2 separate regions of the Mus musculus genome follow, and region 1 is linked to region 2. The links are chromatin loops, found by intact Hi-C in ENCODE. Cell type or tissue: heart. All regions are shown on one strand. Links, peaks and the distances in the headings refer to the core of each region. The heading gives the core; the rest is flanking DNA. Region 1 overlaps Palld (palladin, cytoskeletal associated protein). Region 2 overlaps Palld (palladin, cytoskeletal associated protein).

What was found. Peaks named below come from ENCODE experiments on the same cell type or tissue, not always from the same donor. Only the 100,000 strongest peaks of a DNase experiment are listed, where the experiment ranks them.
Region 1: it touches region 2 in a loop (2.1-fold over the local background); 2 of 42 quality-filtered maps call a loop at or near these places.

What each region holds. Positions count from the first base shown.
Region 1 is chr8:61,622,875-61,639,010 of GRCm38, reverse strand. The region is part of intron 10 of Palld (palladin, cytoskeletal associated protein); the gene reads left to right. Gm35254 (a long non-coding RNA gene) reads right to left here. Exons shown (of 2, transcript XR_001778560.2): 1 at 8,493-16,136; 2 at 7,686-8,347. Among named protein-coding and RNA genes, the nearest start is that of Gm35254, 10 kb to the right of the region's middle. In heart, for the core only: no CTCF peak of the experiment used is centred there; a DNase peak (open chromatin) is centred at 9,890.
Region 2 is chr8:61,688,824-61,704,959 of GRCm38, reverse strand. It overlaps Palld (palladin, cytoskeletal associated protein), which reads left to right. Exons shown (of 22, transcript NM_001293772.2): 7 at 1,717-1,858; 8 at 2,767-2,790. It overlaps Gm51576 (a long non-coding RNA gene), which reads right to left. Exons shown (of 3, transcript XR_003947554.1): 3 at 12,520-16,081. Among named protein-coding and RNA genes, the nearest start is that of Gm51576, 11 kb to the right of the region's middle. In heart, for the core only: a CTCF peak has its summit at 5,822 (motif pointing left); a DNase peak (open chromatin) is centred at 9,339.

The sequences.
Region 1 (16,136 bases), core at 5,161-13,160, 66 kb after region 2:
TGACGGGGCCGAAGGGCATAAAGGGATGAAATTTGTATTTCCACTGAGTGGGTGATGTTTTTTCATTTCAAAGTCTGATGTAAAAAACTCACTGGTTTTTAGTTATCTACAGAGCAAGAACATAAACACTGCTATTAAAATATTTCATCTCTCCCAAATGAGGCACTGTGCAAATTTCCTTCTATGTGCAGGGAGGGCCTTCTGCACCGTCCCTACAAAGTACAGGCAGACACCCAGAATCTACTCTTGCTGGACCTGAAGTGAAGCGTGTGGTTTCACAGGAGACATGGGGAAAGGGCCTGGAGGAGAGGCCTTGGGAAGTCAGAGATGAGTTGGCGGCAAAAGAGAAACTGAGCCATGAAAGGCAAACTTATTCTAAATACTCCTTTCCCTCATTATCAACATGGACTCCTGAAACGATTGTTTAAAGTTATGCACTTATGTGGAGGGTGGGCCTAGATGTTTTACCATTTCACTATTCAGCAATCTGGAGAGCCACCCCACAGCACCTGGGAGATGGGTAGGGAACTTAGTGTGCCATCATCATGTGAGTCACAAGAGAACATCCAAAATGGTATTAAAGATAATATCAGGGAAGTGGAAAATATTCTTTTGTAAGCAGAAAGCTGTCTTCCAGCAGAAGCTAAACCATGATTTTCTTCGAATAGCAGACCATCAGCACGGACATGTCCTATCAATTTGTGGCTGATTAATGTATATACTCTATTCCATTAAACAATGTGACTAGTATGTCAAATGTGATTCCATAACATCCCTATTGGTAGTGGTTTAATTAAGCATGGAGAGAGAGAGAGTAAGGCTAGACAGACTGCTGGATTTTACCCTGTAGCCCACTAGCTTCAAGCACATGACCAGCTAGTACTAAAGCAATTCCAAGTAAAACTCGCCACTTTCTCTTTGCCAGTTTTCAAATGATCAGTTCTTCCTTCAATCTTAGTTATAACCTCTGTGTGTGTGTGTGTGTGTGTGTGTGTGTGTTGACACGGAGGGCCTTCCTAATCACTCGCCACTTTACTTCCTGAGACAGGAACTGTCACTGAACCCAGAACTCACTCTTCAAGCTTACTAGCTAGCCAGCTTGCCAAACAGGATCCATGTCTCTGCCTACTGAGTACTGGGATTACAGACAAGTCACACGCCCATCCAGGTTTTCACCTGGACTCTGGAGATATGAACTCCAGACTCCAGACAAGCACAGCAAGTAGTTCATTCACTGAGCCATCTCTCTGATCCTAGTTGTGTGCCACTGGCATGTATTTTCAAGTCTCTCACTTTATAAAATGGTGCCAACAATAGCCAACCTTCCTCAAAACAGCTGATGGTGCCCAGGATTCAATTGTCAGCACATCACACTGAGTTTGTGGTTGAGCAATGATGTTGTCTATCTATAGACTGTAAAAGTAACTTTTATTCTCCTTTTGTAATTTTTGTCTCCAAGGTTTACGGCTTAGTCTGCTAGCCTAGGCCTTGTCCCGGAAGCTTCTAGCCACCAAACAATCTCATCTAGGTGGCGAATGTTTTCAGCCTCTGAGACTTACTTCTGAGTAAGCGCACCCTTTCTAGTTATATAAAACCAACTTTACCTAACTCTGGCTGGCTGGTTCAACTCAGCTCTTCTGGCTCAAACTTCTCTTCAAGATGACTGATTTAATCTGGCTTTTCTCAGCTCCTCCTGAGTTTCTCCCCTTGGCCTCAAATTAACTCTGGCAATGTGTTCTAATCTTCTGGCTCCTTCTCATTCTCTGATTCATTCTGTCTTCCTCTATATCTATCTTGTTCTCTCTGTAACCGATCTCTATAAAACTATCCCAGTGTAACTACATCCTCTCTCTGCACTGGCCTTAAAGTAACTTTCCTCTCTCTTCTCGTGAGAGTTGGCTGTATCCTATTCTATCAAATATTTCTCTTATTTGTCACTTTGTCTGCCACTCAATTAGACATCATATTCAAACATGGCTTTTTCCTTCTGCAAACTAACTTTGCCTTCATTGTTGGAGATTAATGGTGTTTAGTAAGGGTTCATTTGTCTGTATTCCAACCAGAGGGAATACAGATAATTTGCTAAAAACTGAGTCACACTACAACTAGAAGCTGGTGTTTTGTTTGATTGGTGTGTTTGGTTTTTAAGATAAATAACATAATCTCACAGCTCACCATGTGATCCTGCAACAATGGATGCTTCTAAGTGGGAAGCTGTTGTGTGGAAATAGTGTATACAGCCTATGTGTAATACTAATAAAATGTACAGCTCACACTGTGTACTCTGCATTATATATATATATACTCTGGTTGTGAGAACATGACTGACATCCCTGCAGAGTGAAAGTGGACAAGTATATCCCATCTACCTGTATTTCTAGGGCTTCGTGCCTAGAATTTGTGCTCAACAAATACAGTGGATAAGAAAAGGACCAGTAAGTGTATTGGAGTGTAGTTCAGTAATAGAAGACTTACACAAGACTTTGGAGTCTGTCTTATGAACGACACACACACAACAAAGGGTGCCATATGTAATAGGAAAAATACAACTAAGGAAGGTTGGGAGTGAGGGAAGGCAGGCGAAGAAAGGTGGAAGGAGTCAGCTGCTCTTGTGTGGACCCCTGCGTGGAGTCTGTCAACAGTTTACGTCATTCTAGAGCTCATCAGTTCTGAATGTCTCCGTGCTGGTGTATCTTTCTGCCTGCGATACTCTCCCAGGAGTTTACAGTGCAAAAAGATTTTTTTTTTTTAAATAGTGGTAACAAACGAAACCAAGATTGTTTGGAGTCTGAGAACTGGAAAGTGGCACCTTTCAGTGACTGACTTCAGAGCAGCATTTGCTCTGAATATCCGAGCCCACCCTTATCCACTTAAGTCTTCACAGCAGGGAAGCTCAAAACTGATACTGCCCTCGCAGGACAGTGGTGGCCCACGCCTTTAATCCCAGCACTTGGGAGGCAGAGGCAGGCAGATTTTTGAGTTCGAGGCCAGCCTGGTTTACAGAGTGAGTTCCAGGACAGCCAAGGCTAGATAGAAAAACCCTATCTCCAAAAATCAAAATAAATAAATAAATAAATAAATAAATCTGAAAATGAACTTCTTGGGAAGATTTCCAGCTAGGTATCTCAATGCAAACTAGAAGGACAAGAAGACTTTTAAAAGCTGTTTCTTTATTTGACCATTAAGAGAGTCAAGTAAGATTTGAAGTCTATAGGTTTGAAATGTCAACAATAATTATGTGTGTTCATTAACTGTCTGACAGAATATTTAGTGTCCGGTGGGTATTGCCTCACTTAAATCTCACAGCACCTCCCATCATGGGAATAGTGAGGGGGAGCCCACCAACAAATGACTGGAGTCAGTTCCAGACGCCATGCCGTAAGCCAGGCTTTTGTGCTGACCCCAGATTTCATCTTCATACACCAAGACCACTTGAGCTTGCCTGGGATTAACCTTTGCTTTTCTCTTTAACGTCTGTTCCTTGGCTTCAGTGCCATCTCCCAAGCCCCGATCCTGCCTCCGCTGCCCACCTCCCTGGCTGCTCTCCCACTCTGTCTGAAAGGTCACAGGTACACACCCAACTTGAGATAGTATTTAGTCCACTTCCCTTCTCACATTTAGGAAGTGTTCCTTAAATGCTCCGGACATTTCAGGACTCTATTTATTAAACTTCATTTTCAATTTAACTGCATATCATTTCAATTTCCCTTTCCTTGGCATTGTATAGCTCTGAGAATAAGAGTTGGAAACGTGCCTATCACAAGCTGAGTCACATTTTTTTAAATGTGCCCCCCCCCTCAAGCCATTGTTTTCTTTTCTTTCTTTTTTTAATTAAAAAAAATCCTTTATTTTAATAGTAAACCTTAAACCACATGAAACAAGCCAGAAAACTATATAATGAATTCATACATATTCACATCTAATGAGGGAATATAACACAATGACCCTAGAGCACCACCCAGCTCAAGAAAGAGAACTTTGACCCATGCCCCAGAAGCCCTTTGAACCCAGTCTTGTGACACTCAGAGTTACCATTGTTCGCATTAATCTTACTTCCAGCCTTCTCAGGCTTGTTGAGGTTTCTCCTCATGCTGTGGATTCACCTCATGGCCTTGCAGGGCTTCCTGCTATGGAAGGTGCTTGGCCTCTGGGCCAAATCTTCAGACCCCTGTGCAGTGTTTCAACTGCAGGTAGTTTTTGTAGTTTCAAAGGGCCTAGTGACGTGCAACCCACAGCACGTATTTGATCTGTACAGCCTGATAACGTCTGCAGTAAGGAGACACCCTTGACAAACCTCATCAGTCAGAGCAGCAAGTGTATGCATCATCTTCAACATTTGATCCTCTCTCTGCAATCCTCCCCCCTCTCCCAAAAGCCTTCCATGTCCTACTGCTGTGTGTTCTCGCATGTTCTAGAGACACGTAGAAAGGGAAGCACAAAAGTGCGTGCTCTCCTCCCTGCTCCGCTCATTTGGCATCACTACCTTAAGACTTGATCTTGAGGTGTGTGTGCATGCTCATTTAATTTTATTCAGAAACGCATTCACGTGCATATATAAAGATGCCAGAGGTCAGTATTGATTGACTCTATCCCTGGATTCCTTATTTTTTGAGACAGAGCCTGTCACTGAAGCAGGAGCACACTACTGGCTGGTCCAGCTAGCTAGAAAGCACCCAGACCTGCCTGTCTCTGCCTCCCTGGCACTAAAGCTAAAGATTTACAATATCACACTTACCTTTTACGTGAGATCAGAGCTCAGTTCTTATGGCTCTCATAAGCTTTATGACTGAGCCATCTCTCCAACCCCTCAGTCTAATTTAACTTACTTTTATTCATATTACTTATTTCCAAATTATACTTTGTTTTATATACTCAGCCATTATTAAAATTTCTGTCAATTTAAATTTTGTCTTATCGTTACATGTAAAGCCACTTGATTGACTTAGGCTTTTCTCTAGGGGAAAACAAACAAACAAACAAACAAACAAACAAAAGCCAGTGTGGACTGCCTAGGTGATTCCACAGAATCATGCCATGTGTGACTTTAAAAAGAAACTTTCTCTACAATAGTTGTATCACTCCACTTTTTTTTTTTTACTATCATTGAATGATATTTCCAGATTTTCTCTGTCAAAATCATCATTGATATCATCAGATTTTCTTAATGTGAGGGTCATTTCAGTAGGGGAGTAAAAGGATTTAGTTTGAACTTGTGCTTCCATGACTCCTGTGAGATAAACATTTTCTCTGTGTGCCTTTGCCCTCTGTGCATCTCCCCTAGCAATCTGCTGTTGGTATCTATCTCTTGCCTGGTTTTTGACCAGCTTGTTTGTCTTCTTCCTACTGAGAAGTTCTTATTAAGTTACTTATAGACATGGGGTGTGAGTCCTTTATCAGGCAGGTGCTGTGCAAACATTTTCTCAGAATCTGTAGGTTTTCATTTACTTTCATCAGAAACAGTGCAGTTTTGAAACCTGAAACTGAAGGTACAGATGGCTATAAATCAGTGTGGATGCTGGGAACTAAACCCAGGTCCTCTGGAAAAGGAGTCAGTACTATTAACTGCTGAGCTATCTCTCTGCCCCTTGAGAAATTCTTTCTTAATTGATACTTACAGAGATGTTTCCACCCTTGTACTGGCTGGTTTTGTGTCAACTTGACACAGCGGGAGTTATCACAGAGAAAGGAGCTTCAGTTGAGGAAATGCCTCCATGAGATACAGCTGTAAGGCATTTTCTCAATTAGTGATCAAGGGGGGAGGTCCCCTTGTGGGTGGTGCCATCTCTGGGCTGGTAGTCTTGGTTCTATAAGAGAGCAGGCTGAGCAGGCCAGGGGAGGCAAGCCAGTAAAGAACATCCCTCCACAGCCTCTGTATCAGCTCCTGCTCCTTGCCCTGCTTGAGTTCCAGTCCTGACTTCCTTTAGTGATGAACAACAGTGTGGAAATGTAAGCTGAATAAACCCTTTCCTCCCCAACTTGATTCTTGGTCATGATGTTTGTGCAGGAATAGAAACCCTGACTAAGACACACCCCATCCCCAGTTTCTTCCTGTGATCTCTTACTGTTTAGATATTGAGTCTATTTTCAGTGAATGTTTGTTCATGGTGTGAGATATTGATTGATGTTCTTGAATGCACACACACACACACAAACACACACACACACACACACACACACACATACACACGGCCAGGTTGTTACAGCACTGTTGCTTTTAAAGACTCATTTCTCCATTAAATTGTAGCTGTCAAAATTGGTTGTCATATATGCCTGAGCTCTGCCCTCTGTGTCCTCTTTTCCATTAGTCTCTGTATCTGGTTTTATGTCAATACTCTACAGTTTTGATCACTGTGGCTTTATAGTGTAAATTAAAGTAAGCAATTCGAGATGTTGACCTTTGCTCTCTTTCAAGGTTGCTTTGGCTTCTGTGGATCTTTTCTCACATCTGTACATTGTGTTTTAGGATTGGCTTAGCAGCTTCTAGCAGAAAGCCCAGTGGGATGTGAATTGACACTTTGTTGAATCTATTGTTGTGCAATTCTCCACATATCTGTAGACCCAGCACTCAGGATGGGGAGAAGGCTGAAGCAGGAGATCAAGGGCACCCTAGACCAGGGCAACGTTGTCCTCTCTCAAAAGGAAAAATAAGTAAATGCCAGCTTCTGATTGCATCCTGCCTTGTGTATAAAATATTAAGCAATCCAAATGCATATCGATTCTGTTATCAGAAACCTTGCTAAACTCCACTGCACCACTGGGCTTTCTGCATAGACGATGGCATGAGTTACAAATACAGTCTTGATTCCTTCCACCCAAACTAGACCTTTGCTGTCATTTTTATTGTTGTATTTACAGTAGTCAGGACCCACCAGAAAATATTGCACATCGCTGTTAAAGGCACCCTTGCCTTGTGAGCAGAAAGCCTTCAGTCTTTCACTATCAAGTTAGCATGTTCAATGTAGTTGGCCTACCTCTGGGACGTAAAACATCAAGGTCAACGTTGATGTGTCTGTCTTTGCTTGGGTGACGTGCCATGGCTCACAGCTATGGTTTACGTTGTTGCTTTCCCTCAAGGCTGAGCTATCTTTGGTGATGTTTGGATTTCTGGTGCTAGCACATGGTAGATACACACAATAAATACTTATATGACGATTTTTGCCTAGCAGTGAAGCACTATTTTAAGTAACTCAAAATAGAAGATCATTTATTCCTTACTCACTGTCAAGAAGATAGCATTATCTACATCTTACAGATGAGAAACTGAGTTCAGAAAGGCTGTGCGACATACGTCCACGCCCACGTGACTTGTTAAAGACATCAGAACCTAAGCAAGTAGACTGGCTTCACTGGTCCTCCTCTCAACACTTTAAAAATATAACATTCAGCTTTCAATCATTCACTTTATTGGCACCAGGGAGATAGCTGTGAAAGAAGCTAGCATAAAGTAATGGTGATCATGTGAATTTTTCTAAACTTAAGCATCAAACATTAGACTGTCTTCTCTTCATAAACTTCTGTGGATCGTGGGTTCCACTGTGGCTGGTTCATACTATCAGCACCCCAAATTACCTTTTGGGCTAAAAATGTTCTTGTCATAGTAATCCAAAACAAAAGACTCCCTTAACACACATACACACACACACTTTTTAATTTTTTCTATATTATAAACTTTATCACAAAGCACATAAAATCATCACTTTATTCCTTAGGAGCCATTAATTTCAGACTTTTCAATATAAACATACTGAAGAGAAATACAATTTGACAGGGAAATAGCATCTCCTTTTAAAACCTATATGTGGAAGTTCCATTTAAACATCTGTTTTACTTATACATGCCCTTATTCCCGAACACCTTACTCAGGAGTAGCCGCAAACGCGCATTCTATTTTGTGATTATTAGCCATGTAATGCACCGTGTATAAGCAACTGTGCCATATTCTTGTATTTTCTTTCTCTTTGCAGCAGCACATACAGTCATGTAGAAGTTTCTTTAATATTCACAATCAGCGGTGTGGCTTCAAAATGGTTCCCTGCACGGTTCTTCGAGTAGACTGTCTAGCTCTCTGCAGCTTTGTTCCTCGCTCAGTCTTGGTGTTTTTTCTTTACAGTTCTTTACTCTGCTTTTAGTATAAGTTTTGTGAAGCCTCTTTTACTTGACTTAACAACCACCGAATGGTTTTCATATAGTTTCATTAGTGTTCATTATCATTTTCTCCTTGCTGTAGGGTCAAAGCAATTTAAAAACTGTTCCTCCTGATCCCGCCTGTGCCATTGGGAGGAGGTGCAGGGTGTGCTGACTGCAGTGATAAATCCAAAAATCCACATCTGTCTGGCTTGGTCTCAGCCTCATGAAACATCAAAAACAAAATAAATATTTTACCAATTAATTTTTTACATTACTCAATCTAGCTTCCCTTTTGTAGTCTTTGAGTCTGTATTTCCCCCCCCCGCCCCCCCCCACACACAAAATTATCCAGCATTATCTCTTACCTCATGTTTTCTCCCTCCTGTAGACAGTCATTGGGAAAATGTTGCTGTGGATAGACCCAATAGTAACCTGTAGGAATTGTCCACTTTCTGGAGTTAGGTTACATATTTAAATATGTATATGCCTATGTGAATGTGGTTTTTAAAGAGCAAGTAATGAATTTGCACTATAATTGTTCAAAATGAGCTCTGTTTAAATGTTAAAATAATATTACCATCCCCTAAAAGGAGTCACATTTCTCTCCTGCACTCTGTGTGTGTGTGTGTGTGTGTGTGTGTGTGTGTGTGTGTGTGTGTGTGTGTGTGTGTGTTTGTATTGACAGTTATGTAAGCTTGTCTCTAGGGACTCGAAGAACACATACAGTGAACACCTATAGCCATCCCCTGGTCCTAATGAGTCACTGGTAAGTCAGGACTGTAAAGGGTGACTCGGGTTCTAGCACAAACTACCCAGAAGTCTACAGCAATGCTGGCTCATAGGCCAACTCAGGACAGTGCTTGCACATGGTGTTACAGGTACTGGAAGAAACTCCCGGGGCCTGTGAAGGCATCAGGAGCTTGGTTTACAATGTGAGAGAGACTTGGAGACCATCAATTCACAAGCAACCACCAAAGTGTGGAGGCAAAGACTCTTCAAAGGCGAGCCAGGCCTGAGAGTCTGGATTTCTTTGCACCTGCCTTTAAGCCAAGTGGTGACCCCTGGGAGGTGACAGGGAGACCCTGGGTTTCCCCAGCTCCTTCTCCCTTGGAAGTGCATGTCAAATGTGAGTTTCCTAGCAGATTCCTAGAGAGTGTGAAGCTGTTAAGTGCATAGTAGTCTACTCCAACAGACTTTTCTCATCCCAAGCAGACCCTGCTGGGCCACAAACAATACTGCTTTGTGAGCTCTGGTCAGTCTGCTCACAGGATACCTGTGGGGATTTCTTTTCCTGACTCTGTGAAGCAGCTGCCCTGAGACTTGGCAGGCAGGCACACTGAGCTCAGGGATATTCTGGCTGTGGGTGCCTTCCAACCCAGAGTGATCTCCCAGACATTTCCCTTTTGATGAAGCCCCAGGTTTTTTTGTAATGAAAGGCCATTACATGTGACATATAATGGGGCCCTGGCTGTGTTTCATTAACTTTTAATTTAGGCTGTTAGCATGGAATTAGTTAGCAGACTGGAGAATCAATCAGCTAACCAGTGGGACTCCATCTTAACAAGGAGAGTCCTGTAGGTGTTCAGATGTTAGCTCTGTGTGTGTGTGTGTGTGTGTGTGTGTGTGTGTGTGTGTGTGTGTGTGTGTGCAGGCTAAGGGGCTTTGCTCTTTGCTCCCAGCCCTACAGTCAACCACAGCTCCTGCTTCCTTGCTGCTGTCAAGTTAAGTCCCTGGCCAGAACACTGTGTGCATCACCCAACACTTATCTTCTCTGCAAACCCGAGTGTGAGTCATGACATCCAAAGAAAATTCCTTTTGCATGCTGATGAACTCAAGGGCTTTCAGAATTAAACCAAAATAAGTAACTCCGAGAATGGTGAAAATTTTGAACAGTTGCTCTTTGGCTAGAGGGCCCCGACATTCTGGGAAGATGTAAGTCTTCAGACATTCTCCAAGTCATCTTGAAGTTTCTGTATATGCTTCAGGGATGAAATCACTTCCCTCCTAGATTCTATCGCTGGATTAGAAGATCTGACAGCTGCTAATCTGGGCCAAACGACATAGTAAATAACTTCAGTTTCCAACCTAATGTCCCATCATCTCAAAGGAAGATGGCAGCCTAGCAGGCAGCTGGGGTTTACCCCAGTGGTTCTGAAGGATCTTCTAGGGATTTACAGAGCATCACATGACCGATTGGGAGAGGACAAGTTGTTCAAGTAGCTTCAGAAAGCCACAAGGAGACATGAATAGAGGGAGAAAAGTACTATAAGAAACGAAATACCAAGGCCCAGTAAAAAATGATAGACTAATGCAAAACACACATACCAGAAGAGTAACGTGCTCACAGACATCCACATTTAAACATCACAGAATGTACTATGAAGTACTACCCAGTCTTCATTTTAGAATAATTTACTATATCACACTCAGACATATGCATACTCAGTACAACAAGAAAAAAGACTAGATGAATAAATAATAGAATCATAGCCCTATTCTCTTCAGGCAGTGATCATCTGTGATCAAGTTAACATCTGTAGCTGTTAACTCACCTTTGGAAGGTCACTAGAAGTCGGCTCTCACAGTTTAACAGTTATTATATAGAAATGCTTATTTGTCCTAAAGCAGAAAAGATAATTGAGGGGTTCCTAGAGGAGGAAAACCTTTGATTCAATCTACAGCTTTAAAAGTCCTAAAGCCAGGTGGGGACATTCCTGGGTAGTAGAACGGTTAACACCCGAGAAGCTTTCCCAGGGTGTCCTTTGTATCCTGTATCCTGGGGTCCCACATGTGCAGATTCAGCCAAGCACAGACCAGAAAGGCTTGGATAGGAATTGCATGGGTATGTTTTTACCCTGCCATTATTCCCCCAAACAATACAGGGCAGCTACTATTTACATGACATGTTTCATTAGTGTTTCTACCATAAAGATGTTCTGAATCATACTAGGGGCTTGGGACATGGCTCAGCCTGTAAGGGTGCTTGGAGCCAAACCTGATTACCTGAGTTCAATCCCTGGGTGGGACCTGTGCTGGCTGGTTTTATGTGTCAACTTGACACAGGCTGGAGTTATCACAGAGAAAGGAGCTTCATTTGGGAAAATACCTCCAAGAGATCCAGTTGTGGGGCATTTTCTCAATTAGTGATCAAGCGGGGAGGGCTCCTTGTGGGTGGTGCCATCCCTGGGCTGGTAGTCTTGGGTTCTATAAGAAAACAGCTGAGCAAGCCAGGAGAAGCAAGCCAGTAAGAAACATCCCTCCAAGGCCTCTGCATCCACTCCTGCTTCCTGACCTACTTGAGTTCCAGTCCTGACTTCCTTAAATGATGAACAGCAATGTGGAAATGCAAGCTGAATAAACCTTTTCTTCCCCAACTTGCTCCTTGGTCGTGATGTTTGTGCAGGAATAGAAACCCTGACTAAGACAGGACCTAAATGGTAGAAGGAGAGAACTGACTTCCACACGTTATCCTGTGACCTCCATATACACCGTGGTACCTGTGGAGTGGGATGCAAACACGCCCTTCTACTATTCCCCACCACACACATGGAAGGCTAGGGAATATGCATAGCTTATATACAAAAACTATGGCACTCAGAGAGCGCTCTTGCACATCACATAATTTTGTCTTCTGTTGAGGAGCTATTGAGCCAATCTTCCCTGAATACCAGGGGCAACTGCATTCAGCTTCCACACATACTGGTCATCAGTCCAGCATGCTAATTAACGTTCTTCACTGCCAGGCACCCCCCCACACACACACACACACACTGATCTACTATGCGTGGATCATGAACCATTTTGAAAGAAGATGAGACCGCTTAGCATGGGGCACACAATTCTCATCTCTGTGTCTCTGTCTGTCTCTCTGTCTCTGTTGCTGTCTCTCAGTCTGTCTCTCCTCCTCCTCCCCTCCCTCCCCTCAATTTCAGAGGAATGTTTTAACCTTACCGAATTTTCTTTTCCTTTTCCTTTTCAATCAGAGGTTTAAACAACTTATCTATCACTTCATTCATAAATGATTTATCTGTCATTTATTAATAGCCTACAATAAGTCATGTGCATGGAAGGAATCCTGGGATTAAACCGCAAGAGAGTTTTCATTGTCTAACTTTACTGCTTGTGCATTCCTGGTGGGTACAAAGGGTCAGGAGATACGCTTTACAGTCTTGCTTAATAGTGAGCACAACTTTGGATAATATTGAAGTTCTTTTTAAATGTAATATTTTTCAAGATAAAAAAATAGTACTAAATTGTTTTTTTTTTTTTTAAAAAAAAAGGATCTTTCAGTCTATGTCTTATATGTGGCCATTTGAATTTAAATTGAACAAAAAGTTCAGAGGCTGGGAAAGTGGCTCGGTTGGTAAACTGCTTATGTGCAAGCGTGGAGGCTGAACTTTGGATCCCCAGCAACCACGGAATAGCCTGAGATAGAGGCCTGTAGCCCCAGTGGTAGGGCGTGGAGACAGATCCCAAGGGCTTGTTGGTCAGACAGTGGCCTGAAATGGCAAACTCCAACTCAGGGAGAGACTCTGTCTCAAAAAACTACGATGGAGAAGGAATTAGGAAGATGTCTCAATATTAGTCTCTGGCATCCACATGTACCACATCCATATCCAGACATATATCTTCTCTCCCTCCTCCTTCCTTTCCCCCCCACCCCCACCCCCACCCCCAGTTCTTCAGTTACTCTACTCAAGTGTCAGATGTGGCTAAAAGGCTGCCACACTGGGCCACACAGACCCAACATCTCCCCTCCCTCGAGAGTTCTCAGAGATCTTTTTTTTTTTTTTAACTATCTTCTGTCCCCCTGTTCCATGCTCTCTAGGAAGTAAGATCTGGAGAATTCTAGCACGTGTTAGCACCTGCTCCTGAAAGCGGGCATCAAAAGGCCAAGTCATTACATTTACACACTCACGTGTGTTTATATAAGTTTGGTTAAATATTAATTTTAAATGGCTGTAAATGACACTCGAGGATTGCAAGAACAACAAAAAGCCCTGTTAACTTGACTTTGAACATGTTCAGCAAATGCCGAGCTGTTAAAACTGTAACTAATCCCACATTCTTGTCAGGTCCGCAACTTGCACAGGGTTTTGTGGCCATCCCATGTGACGCCAAAAAGCTCAGTGAATTTTTTTAACAAGAAGAATTGCTCATTTCCATAGACAGGAGGTGCAAATGACTCCATTCTAATTCTCATTTGAGCAGAAGCCTAAGAACTGGAGTCCCTGGAGTTTTCCAAAGGTCCAGGCAATTCCACTGAGCTGCTTCTTCCTTGGGGAAACATCTAGGAGCCTGGGAGCTCATGTTCACTGTCCCCTCTTAGTACTGGGACTTACTTGTCTGGCTTGAACCTGGGCAGGCCCTGGGCCTGCTGCTACAATCTCTGTGAGTTCATGTGTACACCAGTCCTGTTGTGTCTGCAGGACACTGTTCCTTGGAGTCATTTCATCGTTATGTTCCTTTAGCAGAACAACAGGACTCAGTTTTTCCCTAAGCCCATAGTATATCTTGTCTCAGGTTCTTTGATATATGAACAATGCCAGACATGAGTTCCATCTTGTGACGTGAGCCTTAAATCTAATCAGAGAGTGGTTGATCACTCCTACAAAGCCTGTGGCACCAGTACACCACCACGTCCTATAGGCGGGTCACTATTTACAGATCACAGTGTTTGTAGCTGGATTGGTCTTTACCTTTCTTCTTCAGTAGTTTTCAAAGTAACTTGAGGTAACATGAATGCTAGTTAGGAGGGGTGGAGGCTCTAGTGAGGAACCTGTTCGACGTCTCTGTATTCCGTGAGAGAGCTGTGTAAGTGTTGCCTTCAGCAATAGAACCTTACTCTCCACAAACCTTAGTTTCAACTTGACCCTTTTAAACCTTTCCACAAAACTATCCCAGACAGCTGGGGATGTGGCTCCGCGGTAGAGCGCTTGCCTGGCATGGGTAAGACCTGGAGTTTAGTCATCAGCTCTGCCAAAAGTAGTCCAGACCGAAGAGAGGTTCGTCCTGGTTTCCTGGGACTGTAGTGACAGATTCTAAATGATTGTTTACTTTTAATTTGATGTGCGTTGCTATTTGCCTACATGCATATCTGTGGGGGGCTGTCGGATCCCCAGAACTGAAGTTACAGACTGTTGTAAACTGTTGTGTGGTTTCTGGAAATTGAATCCGGGTCCTCTGGAAGAGCAGTCAGTGCTCTTAACTACTAAGCCATCTCTCTCAAGCCCCAGCAAATTCTAAAGTAGAACACAATCGCAGAATTCTACCTCAAGAATCTGTCTCTGTACAGCCCTAAAGTGTGTTTGGATTCCAAACCTAAAGCTTATATTGAGGGCATATCTTTACATTATATACGTATATGATTTATAAGTAAGTATACCTGCATGTCTTATATGTGCATATATCATAAATAAAAAACAGATGTATAAAATCTGGAAGCCAGTATTTTAACTCCTGGTTGGGGTTTTAGCTTTGCCTTTGTGTTCCTTACACCCCACAGGAGACTGCCTAGGTTTCAACCTTGGCTCCCCCTGCCATGGTGTGTGAAACTTAGCCTGGAGATGACCTAACTGTCCTGTGAGCACCAGTCTCCTCATCTGTAGAAAGCAAATAGCAAAGCGATGACATCATGGAGCCCTTGGAAGGATTAGATGTGTAATGTGTTCAGTAACCATTGACTATGGAGAGCCCGGAGAATCCACAGTCCCGTGCAAACGTCATCTTTCCTCCTCCTGCAGCAGACTCCTGCCTTGTGGTCTCTCTTCTCTCCCTGTGCTGGGTGAAATTCCAGCCAATCCCATCACTTTGCGGAAGCACAAAGAGAGAGCCTTTCCCATCTGAAACTGATCATTATAGTAATTAAAAGTCTGTCCTGTACAGTAATCTAAACTCCGTGTAGTCCTGTATAAGACCTTCCCCCACCCTACCCATCCTGTATCCCAGGAAAGCTAGGACCTGGCTGGGACATTTGTGGACTGGAGGAGCAGGCTTGGCCTTTTCTCCGCCCTCCACTCCACCCTGCTCCCCGCCCCCTCCTTTTAGCAGCAAGCCCCTGTTCCTAGCTTTTCTCCTCTGGTCTGCATTCTCACTTAGGGTTCCTTACCTGCCTTACACTGGTGCTGGCAGGCCCCCTTCCAGTGCCATGTGGATTGAGGGGACACCCCTTCCCATGCAGTCTTCAGTTCCAGAGCCTCAGATCCCTTCTCGCTTAAGTGCAGGTGAAGTCAGAGTGACCTCCCTCCCCTCCAGGGCGGATATCCAGCACACAGCCCCTCAGCTGCCTCCGCTGCACTCTTTCATTAGCCTGAGGCCAGGAGAGCAGACTGGTTTTCTGTCTGGACCGGCTACAAGCCCATCTTTTACTCTCAGTCTGGTGATTTAGGGCTTTCCTTCTCAGTGTGAGGTATTTAATGCCGATCATCCAGACTGAGGCTAGAGGGACAATAGCCTAATATCCTCTAAGAAATGTGAACAAATGGTAACTAGTGTGGGCCCAGACATGTGAGCTACCATTACTCTTAGTCGTGAGTTGGCCTAGCACTGTTTTCTGTAAACCATTCAACATGCTATAAAAAACTACCACCAATCAAATAGCTTATAAATAATAGAAACTTATTTCTCATAGTTACAGAGATTACAAAATTTAACATTAAGGTACCAACTTCAGTGACAGGTAAGGGCCTGTTTCCTGTTCACAGAAGTCCATGACCCCTTACTCTCTGCTCATGGAAACCTCATGACCTGTCTACCCTGGTCCATAGGAATAGATTGAAGGTAACATCTCCTTAAAACATCTCATTGTGACTCATGATTTCAACGCCTGGATTTTTTTTTTTTTAAAGGATACATTTAGTCTGTTCCCACAGTACCCAACTATATACAGTACTATCATCAGTTGAAGTATAGTCTATTGCAATTTTTTTATATAACTTGTTGAAAATCACCTTTAAAGTTTTCAAAAGAAAAGAAAATTTGTGACAGTGTCTTGCTCTGTAGCCAAGGCT
Region 2 (16,136 bases), core at 4,963-12,962:
CATCATGTCCCATCTGATAAAGGCACTTTTTTTTTAACCAAGCCTGAGTTTATTCCCTAGGACCCACATGGTAGAAGGAGAGAACCAACTCCCTTGAGTTATGCTCTGGCATGTGTATACCCCAGTCCCACACACAGTGAATAAACAAATATAGTAAAACATGAAAAGAGATTCAAAGCCCAGCGACTTGTTGCACTTTAAAACACAAATGGAAAAAAGAATGCAATCATTAGTTGATTTTTTTTTAAGAATAAGTCTCAGGTAGCCCAGGATAGCCTCACATCCTCAATATAGCTGAGGATCACTTTAAGGTTGTGATCATCCAGCATCTACTTCTGTCTGTGCTGAAAATTTTTAAATGAGATTTCAAGCGTAGTAAGTAAGCGCTCTTCCATCGACTCTACAGCTCCAACCCCAGTAGCTGATAACCTTAAACTTTTCATTTACACACACACACACACACACACACACACACACACACACACACACATTCTCCTTACTGTCCAAATCCAGACATCATTCTTCTACTTTAATAATTGATAGGAAAATACTATAGGCTTTTAGACTATGCACAGTGCTTTAGCACACACCCTACGCAAGGAACATTTGCTAAATCACATACTACTTTTACTTTTTCCCGTTTGCTGTAAGATTTGTGACTCACTGTTACTCCCCCAGACCCTTAAAACACAAAACAAAACAAAACAAAACTGCCCAAAGTCCACACACTTCCTGTTGAAGTCTGTCCATTAGCTTGTTTATAGGTAAGGGTTTTTTTGGTTTTGTTTTTGTTTTTTTAAATCGTACTTAATTATTTCAAAGGACTGACACACCTTATAGGGTATGTAAATCTAGGAAGCCTAAGTCTGGTCAAATTATTAAAGAGTCTGAATGAGTGAATAGCTCCTATCACTAGTTAATCTCAACGGGGGAAGGTAGGGAGAGGACATATGTAAGGAAATTGTTAGCATTCTGGCATTTAATAACAAGTACAAAAACTTCACCCCTTTGCATCCATAAAGTTAAATTAACTTATCTTCTGCATCATAAAAATGTATTAGCCTGCAGTTGGAGTTGGGTAAAGACAAGTTAGTAAGAGAGGCGGAAGCCAAGGTCAATAAGGAAAAAGTGCAGCCCTGCAGCCCTGCAGCCCTGCAGCGGGTTGTATTATTCAACTCAGAATCTTGAAATGAAAAAATGCCAAATCTCTTAGCTTCGTGAACCTGATGTAGGAAGCTGGTAAGGCAGGGGTGACAGGGAGCACGTGAAAGGGTGGGAGCCTGCCAAAACAAATGAGTCTTTTCTCCTAATCTGGCTTCCCTGAGTATCTGTAGTCATTTGGAATATAATTGTTTGGAAGCCTTGCATTCCGCCAGCTTGCTTCTAAATGTAGATAAAGGAAAGCGGCAGCTGTTACCATCAAATCCCACAAACAAGAAAGGGGCCGTACAAATCTGTAAACAGCCCCAAAGGTGCCACAGGCCTTATGGTAAACCTGTCTGATCTCATGACCCAGAGATTGTGAAAAGCTGGTGACCAATGGATTTAAAGGAATTCACCCCTGCCTGAGACTGCAGCGATTCTTTTCTGATAACCCCTTTGTGGATGTTTTGTTCCTCTGGGGTTTTGTCTAAGGTTTGGCATCTTTCTTCCCTATTGTGAGGTGATTTAAGGAGGCGTGAAGTCTGAGAGGGTCACTTGCTTCTTGAATTTCAGGAACTACAGAACACAGCAGCCTCCGAGGGCCAGGTGGTGGTGCTGGAATGCAGAGTCCGAGGGGCACCCCCGCTGCAGGTCCAGTGGTTCCGGCAAGGAAGTGAGATCCAAGACTCTCCGGACTTCAGAATTCTCCAGAAAAGTAAGGAGAGGTGTCCGTTGTCCCAAGTTTTGGTTGGGTTTTCTCTGATTTCAAGAGAACTAAAAAGGACTTACATGAGCTGTTTTGTATTCTCAATGTGGAATGAGACTAGATAGTCCAAAATGCGCAGGGAATAAATGAATGTAACGCAACACCTCTCTGTCCCCTCCCCTTCCTCACATCTCCTTGTAAATGTGAGATCAAAAGACCTTCTGTGGTTGCTCCTCTACAGATCAAACGCCAATGTGTGTGCCATCTCCCTAGTTCAGCCTTCTGTACAGATTCTTGGTAACAATAGTGTGGTCATGTGGTGCTAGGAAGCTTCTCAGCTGAAATGCCTAAGTAAAATACTGATTTCTTTCAGCCATGCCCTCAAACTTCTCCTGCATTGTTTGTTAAATGGTAGGACTCTCCCTGCATTAAAAGGGCCAGAGTACATGTTCTTTTTGGTTCAAGATATTCATAGGGTTAGCCCTTAATGCTGAAATTTGCCCCACAACCTCTTCCAAAATGCTACTTGTGAAATACACAAAAGAATTGGTCTACCTCATTTTTATGGAAGAATAAAACAAACCAACCAACAAACCACAGGCACTCCTTTGAAGTGGATGAGATCCGTAGGCCTTTTCTTTAGAATGAAAAAGTCCCACCTACTCACATCGTTGGACAAATCATTTTAAGAGGTTCCCAAGTTGTCAGGAACTGCACTGGGTCACACTTCCCAGTGCACAGTGTTTCTGTACGCATGGAAATAAAAGCTGAGTGGCTGCTGCCTTCCTATACAGAGGTGGTCCGTGACATTTCTGCACATGTAGCCTAAGCAAAGCAGCGGGAGCAAAGGGGTTAGTTGTCGCTGAGGCCCTGTTCTAATGCTATCCCCCCTTCTTTTCCCTTTCTCACATAAACAGAACCCAGATCGACAGCTGAACCCGGTAAGAGTTTTCTGCTATTGGGGGGTAATGTATCTTTTGGTTTTCAGGGAGTCTTTGTCTCTATTCGAAAGCCACACACCACACTAAATGATGTATTTGCAGTTCCTCAGAAACACAAAACCATCTTGAAAACAATGTCTTCTTTATCACAGGGTCTGTGCACTGCAACCTTCCTCGTCTTTATTAGTAAACCATGCTGCTCAGACAAGCGCATTGGGCTTGGCGACAGACGGCTTTTTCAAATACAGTGTTTTATTCTCAGACTCGTGATCCAAAAGGAAAACTTTCTGACGATCCAGTAGAACAGAGAAATTTGCGGCAGGCTAGGCTTTTGCTGACCAAAACACACTGTAAGACTCCATGGCTCTTTGGTTGGTCACCCAGTCTTTGAGAGCACCTAATCCTGTAGAGACTTGATACTCCAGGGTGGGGGGGACACTTGAGGGGGCACCCTCTCAGAGGTGAAAGAGAGGGAGAAGGGAGATGGAAGAACTCTTTGAGGGGGGAAACTAGGAGGGGGTAGCATTTGGGATATAAATAAATAAAATAACTGATTTTTTTTTTTAAAGAAGACAGCATAGCTTAGAATGTGCCTGACTGAGGGCTTTAGTGGAATGACAGAGTGAGCCTTGAGGCATTGCTGTCTACTGCTGAAGCCATAAACTTTTACTGTTCCATAAGCTTGAAGAAAGTCAGCGTGTCCTGGGAGCTCTCTTCATTACCAGGTCATCTGACCTCACCCAAGTGCTCTGTTATCCAAGAGTGTGGGGGCTGACTTCTCCTCTGCCTTTGACCTCTTGTATATTTATGAGTCCCCACGGACCAAAAAAACTGTGTGTCCAGGTATCTCATAGTGTGCACCCCCACCCCACCCCCAAGATTGTTTTCTTTTGTATTTTTCCCATCAGCAAAGACACAGTCCACTATTTCTTCACAGAGGTTAGAAAAACATGTCGTTTTCCTGTTTCTGCTGTTCTGCTGTTCATGCTTCTGCTGCGGCGGCAAGCGGATCCTGCCAAACGTGCCTTGGGAGCTATGGCCCTGCCCTGACCCTTGCCTGAGAATTTTAAGGTTCCCAGTTAGCTATAACAGGGCATGATACTGTCCTGCCCCTGAGCCTGTCACATCTGAGTATCAGGTCGTTAAGAGCAGAGTGTTCTTCATTTAGAACTGGAAGTTGAAAGGTTGATTCTTAACATCCTTCGGGAAGGACTGGAATTGACCTAGTGGTTCTGAGTTACAACTAGAGCATGCCACCCCATTCAGTGTGGGGGCTACCACTTCAAAAACTGCTGTCACTTTCCACGATGTGGAAAGAGACCGCTTTGTGTTTTACTTGTGATATGTCTTTGTGTAAACTTGCTAGGTCCCCAGTGTATGGAACGTCTGTGTGTCACACAATGCATATAAAAAGTAAAGGCCAGCATGGTGACTGTCACTCATTGATGGGCTGGGCAGGGCAGAAAAAGATGGATTCCTAAACTCCACTGCTCAATTAGCCCAGCCAAGTCCATGAGATTTGGTGAGAGAGTCTGTTTCAAAAAAACCTAAGGGTAGCAGGAGTAGGTAAGGATGCAAGGGCTAAAAGCACTCGGTGTCCTTGCTGAAGACACTGGTTTGGCTCACATAGCAGCTCATAGCCATTTGTAACTTCTGTTCCAGTAGTTACAGTGCCCTCTGCTGGCCTCCACAGTCATTTCACACACATGGTGCACTTAGGTGCAAGCCAAACCCTGATACATGTAAAATGAAGGTAAATAATTTTAAAAATAAATAAATAAATAAATAAATAAATAAATAAATAATCAAATAATAGTAATCAAGGAAAGATATCCAATGTCAACCTCTACTTTCTACAGACATGCACATGCCCATACTAACAAACACACAGATCACACAGATGCATACACACACACACATATACATACACACACACACACACACACACACACACACACACACACCAAAAAGGAAAAGAAAACAGTCAGGTTATTCTGCCAACAAGTAAGTTCAGATGAAAAAAGCTAATGGAAACAACTCCCACCGCTGCCCCATTCCCTCACGACCCCTCCCATAGACAGTCTTAGTACTCCAGTTACAGCTTGTTTTGCTTTAACAAATAAAAGTTCAATCATGAGTTACTTAATAAAATTTGTTCTGGATGCTCCAGTCCTGTAGAACTTGCTTGAATGTCTCTTGGATGAGTGTGGTGGTACCGTGGTGTCCTAGCTGAAGGCTAAGGACATGCAAGGCGCTCATCTTCAGCTCAACGGCTTGACAGTGCACACAAGATTTTCCTTATCATGTTTGCCGAATTCCTCATTTTTCTCCTCCCTTTAATTATATCTGAAAGTATTTTAAGACAAGAGAATCCCCCATCCCAACCATAATAACAGCATCTGCTAAAAGCAAGTGTACCTTGGCAGAGAAATATTTTGAGAAAATTTGTCAATGTAAGAAAAAGATGTAGCTGGGAACTATTAAAAAGAAGACAAACTTCCCCTGGTCTCTGAGACGTTCGCCACCATCATATTTACCACAACAACTGGAAACATTCCTTTCATTGTCCCAGTGAAACACTAATACATTCCACTTTGGGAACTCTACACTTGTTATGCAGTATTAAATAAAAACTCATGATCATAGCTTTTTAAACAAGAACAACAAAAACCCCATAAATGTGACTAGTCACATGACTGCTTTTATGAGTTGGACAGAGTATAAATTAAAAAATCAAAACAAAAAAGTCTATTTTAAGACATATTTGTATTTAAGCAAAGTTGAACATACCTAACAAAATGAAGTGTGAGGGTTTTTTTTTTAACTTCCAAATGTTTCCCTTGTGTTGTGTTGTGTTGTGTTGTGTTGTGTTGTGTTGTGTTGTGAGAGAGCCTATTTCAAAACAAGTGAAGGTTAAGAACAATTGCTGTTTTTGCAGAAAAGCCTGCTTTGTCTCCTGCCTATCACACAATGGCTCATATCCATTTGTAACGTCTGTTCCCAGCAGTTACAGTGCCCTCTTCTGGCCTCCACCAGCATTCCATACACATGGTGCGCTTATTTTAAAGTATCAGTGCATACACATAGTGCACTTACATTTTTATTCTATGGTACATATAAAATGAAGGTAAATCAATCTTTAAAAATGTAAATAAATGATACATAGATACATACATACACAGACAGAAAGACAGGCAGAAAGACAAATAGTGTGGAAAGAAATCAAAGAAAGACACCCAATGTCAACCTCTATTTTCTACAGACATGCACACATGTACACATGCCCATACTAACCAACTCAGAGATGCATCTTTACATATCATGGGAGTATGTGTGTATGTGTCTGTGTGTGTGTGTGTGTGTGTGTGTGTGTGTGTGTTTGTTTAAACGACTTATCTTCTTAAATAGCCTGATTGATTACTAGATCGAGCCAGTCACCAGTATACTCATCTACAGAGGATGAATGTAGGGGCTGCCTTCTCTGATATCTATATCTTAACCACTGTTAAGTAGAAAGAGAAAAACACACATGGCTACGGAACATCTGAGGCAAGAGATAAATTTTATAGGCTCAGCCCATGATGTTTTCCAAATGCTAAAACACAAACAGCCTTTGAAATCCAGGACAATATTTAAAGAGATTTTTATGACTCTCCCTTCCCTTCCTCTGATATGGTTGTTCTTTCCTGATCTCTTGTCTCTGTCTCTCTCTGTCCTACACCCTTCCTTTCCCCTTTCTCCACCAACTCCCTCATCCTTCTTACCCAGTTTCTTTCTCACTGCCTTTATTATTCATGGGTAAGGAAGGCACTTTAAGGCTCTAAAAATAAAGCTGGAATTCCCTGGGATGTAGATATGGGTCCATTAGGATTACACATTGAGCTAAAGGAGGAACAAGCTGATTCCTTGCCCTGTGCATTTGAGCAACTGGAACAGGTTTTTCTTGTCACTACTGTGCTGTGTCTGTCTAATGTGTTTTGCACTCCCCTCTCTGTCTAGACAGGAGTCAGCTTCATCACAAATCTTCTCAGCCTGGTTTGTGAATTAAAAGCGAGTCAGCTTTCTTAAGACCAGCATTGGTTCATCATGTTACCTGCCAGGCTGCCTTTTTTTTTTTTTTTTTTTTTTTTTTTTTTGACATTCTAGCTTTACCCTGATTGGATCCTTCAAAGACTAATCTGGGGTAAGAGGATGAAGACTCATTCACAGATGTTAATACTCCAGCCGTTACTCAGCTGTCTGGGAACAGCCACAGACGGTCTTGAGTCGCTTCTATAGCATTGCCTAATGGTCTAATGGCATGTGAAATGAAAGCCACAAAAAAGTGGGTCTCTCTCTCTCTGTCTCTCTCTCTCTGTGTGTCACACGCGCACACAATGTATCCACTTTCTTTTAAAAGATTTATTTACATGTATGTGTGTCTATATACGTACATACATAAATACACATGTGTGTTGGTGCCTCAGGAGTCTAAAAGAGACCATAAGGTCTCCTGGAGATGTAGTTACAGGCTGTTGTGAGCTGCCTCAGTGTTAGATACTGAACCCCAGCCCTCTGCAAGAAAAGCACAGCACTCAGGAAGCAGAGGCAGGTGGATCTCTGTGAGTTTGAGGTCAGCCTCATCTACAGAGTGAGTTCCAAAAGAGAAACACTGTCTTGGAAAAAAACAAAACAAAATAAAATAAGACTTGTTATCTCCTTTTTCAAGATCTCTCTCTACGTAGCAGTGTAATCCTAGACCTTTGTCTGTGTGTTGACTGTGTGCTTCAGAGTATGAGGGAAAGTCCAGTGGTTGGCTGTCCTAAGGACTGAGCTGTGAATGGGAAACTATGTAGATGCTTACTGAAGCCAGTCAGTTGCACACAGTTAAGATTACATCTTGGGTTAAAATAGTAGTTGTGTAAGAGAAAACCAGCCTGTATACAACCTGTGTCTCCCATACAGGAGCGACACCCTCCCTTATATGACAGGATATGCAAGGTGTCTCTCCACACCATCAGGGGTATGTCAAAGGTCTGACATTTTTGACATAAACACCTTGACACTTAATGTCTGACAGATAGAATGTAACAACTAGCTAAAAATATTCATAATTTTAAACATTGGGTCAACATCCTTTTGTTCTATGTGACAACACATTGTTTTTGTACAACTGAGAATTTGGTAAGCATGTGACAAACAACCAGGATTTCTGAAAATCTGTCTGGAAATGAGCTTTGCAATATCCAGTCTGACTGCAAAGGGTTGTATAGCCCCCAGCTAATGCTCACACCCATTCAAATGCAACTGTGGTTATTTAAGGATAAAGGAGTAATTTTTCCTTTAATGCCTGTGTGATTTCCTAGCAGTATTTAATTTGTTCCGATGTAAGTTATGAAGTTCTATGGGAATAATGACCTAATTTCATGGAGCTAGTTGGCTTATCTGTTGGCTTAGATAACTGTAAAAAAATGCTAATATATTAAGGCAGTGATTGTATCTCAACCTGCCTTTTTGAAAATAAGGTTTTGAAATGAAAGAAAAGGTAGCAGACACAAAAGTTGAGGAAATGGGCTACAGAGTACACACACACACACACACACACACACACACGTACACATACACATACAAAGTCTAACAGAACAGGGTAGAAAAGTAGAAAATGCAGAGACAGAATAAGAGACATAATATATAACTGTGATTCCAGCAGGAGGGAGGAAAGACAGAGGAGGAAGGCATTGTCAAAGAAATGATTCAAAAACTTCCCTTGTTGCTGCAGAGATAGCTCATTCAGTAAAGCACTTTCTGAGCAAGCCTGAGCCCTTTACTTCAGACTCCCCAGCATCCACCCAACTGCTGGGCTTGTCTGTAAGCCCAAAACTAGTACTGGAACTAGGCAAATCCCTTAGGTGTATTAGCCAGCCAGTCTAGCCAGTCAGGGATCAGTAGATTCAATGAAAGACCCCATCTCAAAAAATGAGAGAGCAACTGAGGAAGATATTCTATCAAAACACTTCTCACCCCAACATGCACAAGCAAGCAAGAACATGTGCACACATGCATACACACACACACACACACACATGAGTAGACAGAAACAGATTCACCAAATTTAGAGCCCTTTGTTTCTGGATTGAAAATCCACACCAAGAGTACAAGATGTGGGTGGAATGAATTCAGAGCTCTGCACATCTCTGTGGAGTTCAGAAGATCCCTGATAAGGAGAGCGCTGAGTGACCATGTTCCCAGGGAACTCAGCAAGCCTCGGGCCTTCTCAGCAGCCACATTAGATGCTAAGAGACCATGAAGCAAAAGCTTGAAATGCAAAATTACCTCAAAGTTGGAATTCTACCCAGGTCTCCAGATCTGTGTGAAGATCTAGTAAAAAAAAAAAAAAAAAAACAACAACTATTCCCAGACTTGGCAAAGCCTCAGAAGTGTTCTGCCACAATCCCCAAAGGAGGGTGTTCTCAACCACAACCAGGGAGCTGAACCAGGAGGAGCAAGATGCAGATGTGGAGAACAGGAAGCAGGGATCGAAGGGAACCTGGAAGAGAATGCCAGCTGTGCACCAGGAAGGAGGGCAGCCCCTCCCCCACACAGACACACCAGACTGCAGGGTGACAGCCCACTGAGGCTGGCTGCACCACAGGCTTCACTCCCAGCTCCTTCCTGTCTTTTGCCCTGATGACAGAATGGCTGGGTGACAGTGCCAGTTTTTCCTGTTTCCCTGTCCTGAGCTCTCATCCATGGACTGACACATGATCTCAGAAGACACTCATGTCCCCCACAGACATGGTCCATGTTGCCCTGGTCCTGAGACCTGGGGTTTGGTCATGTTGAATTTAGGAACATGAAATTTCCTGGTGCCGACTCCATCAACAGCAACTGTTAGGTGTCCAGAGGTTTTAACAAAAAGTGACAAAGTTGGACTCACTGTACAATTTTTTAAATAACACATATATAGATATAGACATGTTTACTACCTAGTTTTTAAAGGATTTGTACATAGATCATCAAAGGAACCTTTATCTCAAGGGAAGGAGGATTAAATTGGGGAGGACATGAAGCCATTTCTAACATGCTAGTATTGCTTTACTTCTTCCAGTTCACAAATGCACAGGGGTTCATTTCATTAACACTCCCTACCCTGCACATTTTAAGTATCCTTCTGTCTGTGTGGGTAGAACTGATCATCTTTGATGATCCTTAGAGTGTATTGATGCCGACACTCCACTGAAGCACACTGGAGTTCCTCTTTATTGAGTTTAGCCAGAGGTTTTGTTTTTTTTTTTTTTTTTTTAATAGTTGTTTTTGCCAAGCCATAAACATATAAAAGGCTGCAAAGGGAGAGGTGTATGAAATGGTGATTCTGAGAATCTCGGGGTCCAAATGATCTCACCTTTGCTGCTGCTTCATGGTGTGCGTTTCTGCAAATTTGGGTTTTGTCTGTATTTTACCGAGTATTAAATGCATCCTGGAACTTGAGATCCAGGACTGCCTTCTGCTGCAATTAAGTTTTAGGCTAACTCTGACAAGTATTTATTACCATTAAAATAATGTCTGGCTTAGTAATTTATTAGATGTCCTCAAATCACAACCCCAGGAAATCAAATTTAGAGAAGTTAGGTCAAAAATGAATCACAATTAAAGTTATTCATAACCTTAGCCTTTTCTATTTGTATTGGAGATGGTTCTTTGGTACAGACCAGCAAGCCTCTAACTGCCTTTATTTACACACATTCCCGGACATTTTCTGAATTCAGTTCTTACCAGAATTTCTTTTACAGATGTCATAGGGGACTTTGTTCAAGTAAGATGCCATCAGATGGAAATTCCACATTACATCCTGGTGCACCTCATTTCCTTGTGGCTTGCTTTATAGTTAATGATGTCCAAGCCTTGCAAGCCTCCACACACGAACCTGTTATCCAAGTGGGGAACACTTTCAAGAGAAGCAAAGAAAGCAACCTTGGGTACTTGGCATTACAATTATTGCCGTGTCACAAAATAACAGCTCTGTGATTTTTGTTTAGTTTTGTTCGGCACATCCTATCTTTTTCAGATATTTACTCAGTCACAACCATATGCATATCTTTTTTTTACACAATATTCCTGAAAATTCATATAAAATAAGTCCTGTTTGATTGGATTGGAGTTACAAAAATGGCAAAAATTCTCTCTGCCATCTAAATTTACCCATGCATTTATTTAAAAAATCAAGTCTGACGAGGATGCCATGTATTAAGGGCTGGGAACATGAGCCCTGAACAAAACCAAAGAAACTAATAAAGTGATTACTCAGTCAACTGTTCCATTTTAGTTGGTAACAGGTCCTCACATCACGGTTAGAGGAAGCTCAGAGCAAGTCTAACTTTTTAAAGGAAGAGGGGAAATGGGTATTAGGATAGATCTTATGGATAAAAGGAAGGCAGCCTCAGAAACTGCTGCAGAAGCTGAATGCTCAAAGGCAAAAGCTCAAAAGGCCATGACCACCCTGGCAGAAGCAGGATTTTGTCTGCCACATCCCAGCTCTTGCCTTTATATTCAAATAACTCAAGGACCGGGAAACCAAAGAGCTTTCTTCTTCCTTAGCTATTGGGCTGAGCACACAGCTATATCGCAAGCCCTGTGATGGGCAGACAGAATCTGTATTCACTGAACAAACTGCCAAGTTAGCTCCAAGAAACTCTGTCTCAAGGGAACCAGGCAGAGGGTGGGGACAGAGCTGGAGACCTGATGTCCCTTTCTGCACACTCACATGCACACACACACACACACACACACACACACACACACACTCAATGCTGCTGGAAGCCTATAACCCAGAGGCAGCCACTGCCTGAGGATGTTTTCCAGGAAATTTAAAAACAAACAAACAAACAAACAAACAAACAAAAAACCCCACAACACTGTTTATTCCCTGTGATGCCAGCATAACTGAGCCAAGGTATCTCCTTGTGCATTTGAGAACCATTGTCTCTCAGGATATTGGGAGCAACGCTAATTAGACTCTTAAGCATGGAGAAACTCTTGTTTCCAGACTTAAATCTTTCATTACCTCCCTTTGCACCACGCTCCCTATGTGGTTAATGTGGAAAACCAACAGGCCAACTGTAGAGGCTTTGTCCTCCAGCAGTGAGCAGCACCTGGTGCCAGCCCAGGAGCCTGCTTGGAGAAGTTAAGCTGAGAGACTAATTAGCCATATTCTTGAGATCAGACATGAAGGAACGAGAGCTTTGGACCCGTCTGTCTAACACCTTTTAGAGAGCAAATATTCTAGCTTTTATTTACTCTCCTCCTCTTATGTCCACATTTAACTCATCTGTAGCTGCATGTATTCCATTAAAAACAAAGACAAACAACCCCTGCAGGTCTCTTGTGCCATTCCTGTTGTCTCTCCCATGCACAGTGACTAATCATGCAGATGTGGAGGCTCCAGCTTGACTTGTTACCACACTCTCTACCCACTTCAACTGGAAAGCCAGGACTGCACAACACTGTCAGAACTTACAAGGTGACCTCCCAGGCTGCTGTCCTTCTGTCCTTTTCCTTCTATTCAGTGAACATTCGTAATCAAATAAGTATGTCCTTTAAATGTGTCAGTGTCTTTGAAACCCACATCTCAAGCCCTTCCCTAATATTCTCGAACATTCCCTGAGCCCGGCTCCCAGTAACCTGGGAGCCGGGCTCAGGGCTATGGAACAGTACTGATTTACTATGTTCACATTTCATGACTTATTTGGGGCAGTGAGGCCACACCTGTGGACCTCAGAGAACACTTGAAGAGTTGGTTTTCTCTTCCCTCCAATTGGCCTCCAAGGACTGAATGTGTACCATCAGGCTTGCACCTGCCACCTCTACCCTCAGCCATCTTGCCAGCCTCAGGAGACATAGCTTTTTGACTGCTGTTCCAATGGTGGTTCAAAATGAGTCATCAAAGTGGTGGCCATTTTTTATTTTTCCATACGGGGCAGGGTGTGGGAGGGATCAAAGCCAGACACTTGTTCCTGCTGGGCAAGTGTTCTACCATGGAGTTAAATCTCCAACCTTCCTTTGCAACTACCATTTTTTAAAAGATCTATCTATCTATCTATCTATCTATCTATCTATCTATCTTTCTTTCTATCTATCTATCTATCTATCTATCTATCTATCTATCTATCTATCTATCTACTGTACACTGTTGATGTCTTCAGACAACAGAAGAGGGCATCAGATTCCATTATAGATAGATGGTTATGAGCCACCATGTGGTTTCTGAGAATTGAACTCAGAACCTCTAGAAGAACAGCCAGTGCTCTTAACCACTGAGCCATCTCTCCAGCCCTATAATCAAAATTTTAACACTAAGTTTCATGTTTTCTGTGACATTTGTCGCCACTATGTCTGTGTGCTCTTGCTTATACATATGAGTGCATGAGTATATGTGTATATATACATACACACACATATATCTCTGTGTGTGTGTGTGTGTGTAGTTTGTATGTGCAGGTTGGACATAAACTGTATCTCCTGTTCATTCTAATAAATGTTTTGAAATTCACTTGTTAGAACGTTTCTAAAGACAAAAAGCATACTTAAAAAAAAATCTTGGCTCTATCCCAGACCTGCTTAGTCAGACTCTGGGTGAGTGAAGAAAAGGACTGAGAAATCAGCAAACTTAGCAATCACTGCAGGTGATTCCTCTCAGACAGGCCTGGGAACCACTGCCATAGAGGAATCAACATTCAAAAGCAAAGGATCCTCTGCAGCCAGCCTCCTAAATAAAATCCCTCAACAACAACAGAGAATCATCAGTCTAATCAAGGGCTCAGGCATTCTAGTTTTCAACTTACTCCATTTAAATAATGATGAAGATCCTGGGCATCTATCAAGAGCCAAATTTATTTTCCTAGCCTCTAGATTTTTCTTCTCCTCTGTAAGTAGATTAGCCAATTTTGAAATGCAAAAATGGCTTAAATGTAAATTACAGTCATAGCTTGGCACTCTTCATTCATAGTGTTTGCCATGTTCCCACAGTGCAGCTTGAGATAGGGGATGTTTTCTATTGCAGAGACAGGAAGGTGGGGCTGCCTATTCCTGCCCAGCTGCCTGCTCCTGTAAGGTGATGTTAAAGACACACATTGTTGAAATGTGTTGTGGAATTAGTGTGGAGCCCAAGTTTAAATTCTGAGCATCTTTTGCCTTTTGCTATTGTTAGTGCTACAGCAACCAGAAGCAAAATCCTGCTAACATTTAACTCGGAGAGCTTTGCTATCCTCTTTTTTTTTTTTAATTTTACATGTATACAATTTTTATTTATCAATTAATGGAGATGGGGTGTGGGAAGATGATTGACTTTTTGATCTGTTATTACATTAGTTTTGTTATTAATTTGCTGAGTACTTGCCTGTCTATGTTCTTTGCTATCCTCTTAGGTAAGCATTAAGAACTAGAGAAAGCTCTGCAGCATGCTGTCCATTTATGCCTGCATTCACACTGGGTATTCCAAGTTTGTCTTTTAAAGAACTGTTTTGATCATAAAATGTAAAAGACAAAAACAAAACCATAACTCCCGTGACTTACTGATGAGACCTTGCAGGGTTTCTCAAAGGATGCTTGCCAGCCTCAGGAGTGAGATGAGAGCCAATGTTGCCACCCTCAAGCCTGCTTCTGCAACACAATTCTGTGTTATTATGCTATATTGTCCCAAAAGATGTTTTCATATCATTGGGAAAAAAATTTTAAAAACTCAGGTTGTGATTTTTCAATAGCATATATTTTTCATTGTTTGACTCATGGAATTCTCATGAGGCCATCATTTCATTATTGACTGAAGAACTCAAGCCATCTTCTCATTGAAATAACTATCATTGAGTTCTTGTGAGGTTACTGTACTTTTTGCACATAGTGAAAATAGTCTGTGTATCAAAATAATTATCCCTTTACTATGTTTCTATATGTCCTGTCATAAGCGAAAATGTACAGATATAAGCTAAAATGTGTACGTTTAAGACTCTGTCTTAAATTTAAGGTAAAACCTCATGAAAGTTTCAACACAATTATTTAAGAGGTAGAAAGATAAACACCCATTTGTACCTCTTAAGTTCTATACTGTGTATTTGTATAAATTTTTTATCATGTATGTGTGCCATCTATCCAAAACCTATTTTTCTTTTCCTGAGGTGGAAAATGAAGTGGTGGGGCTGATCTGGGGAGGCTTCTTTGTTTGACTGATTGATTTTGTTTTTGAGACCAGGTCTCATCTAATCTGTGTTAAGGTTGAAAAGCTCGAGACTAGCTTTGAACTCCTGATCCTTCTGCTCACAGCTCCCAAGCAGTGAGCGCTCAGATGTACCCAAAATATAAATTCACAATTTTTAAATATGCAGAAGTCTTAAAAAGGAAAAAAAGGAAGATAATTCAGAAAACCTCATTTAGCTTCATCATTATAGATTGAGTTGGAAGGACTATAATGCTACTAAGAACCAAATGAGGGGAACAAAAATACTTTGCCTTATGGTAATAGAGTAATTATATAATATCTAATATCTGATCAGACTGAAAAGATATTACATAGTCAATCTGCATTTTGATCCCTCCAGAAGTCTGAAAAATATAAACGTCAAAGTGTTCTAATTTTTGAATTGCCCCCCAAAATTTAATTCGTTTCCTAATTCCACCTTATATTTAAAGAGATATTTACATTCAGTAAACTGGAATTTTCTCATAAATCTACCCACTTCCTGCACTGACTTTGAAGGAAACAGAAATGGAAGACTAGGCACACCCTCCTGGCATGTGGACACACCCTTGTGGCAGGTGGGCATTAGGCCTGTAAACTTTGGCTTTGGGAGCCATCTGGCGAATTTCTAATTCGAGTTCTTGTTTCCACATCAACAAATCCCATCCCCTTAAAAATACCAGGTAACTTGCGGCTAGAAATCCTGGATTGTTATCTCACACCTGCAGCAATAGAATATTAAGCAGTGCACTCCTTAACACACTCAGCAAATAGATGGGTGGATTCGGAATGTCTAGGCTCTGTACGTTGGATGGGGTTGCAGGCTTTCTCTCAGAAGTCTTTCTTAGTATCTTAGACCCTCTCATTAGTCAGGCTGTTGGAGCCTTTAATCTATCTTCTTCCCTCTTGCTAGAACTATAGCTCATGTGTTCTCATTCTTCAACAAAGATGGACACTACCCAAGCGACATCTTGTTACATGAATTTCTTTATATTTTGGGAATATCTCAAATCTTTGCCTAACTTGGCATTTCAATGGATACATACATAAGAAACATTCATTACTCTGCTCTTTTAATCTTCTTTGCTGGAACAAAAAAGAAAAGAAAAGTTTATGACAGAAAATATGCTTTCTTAAGTTT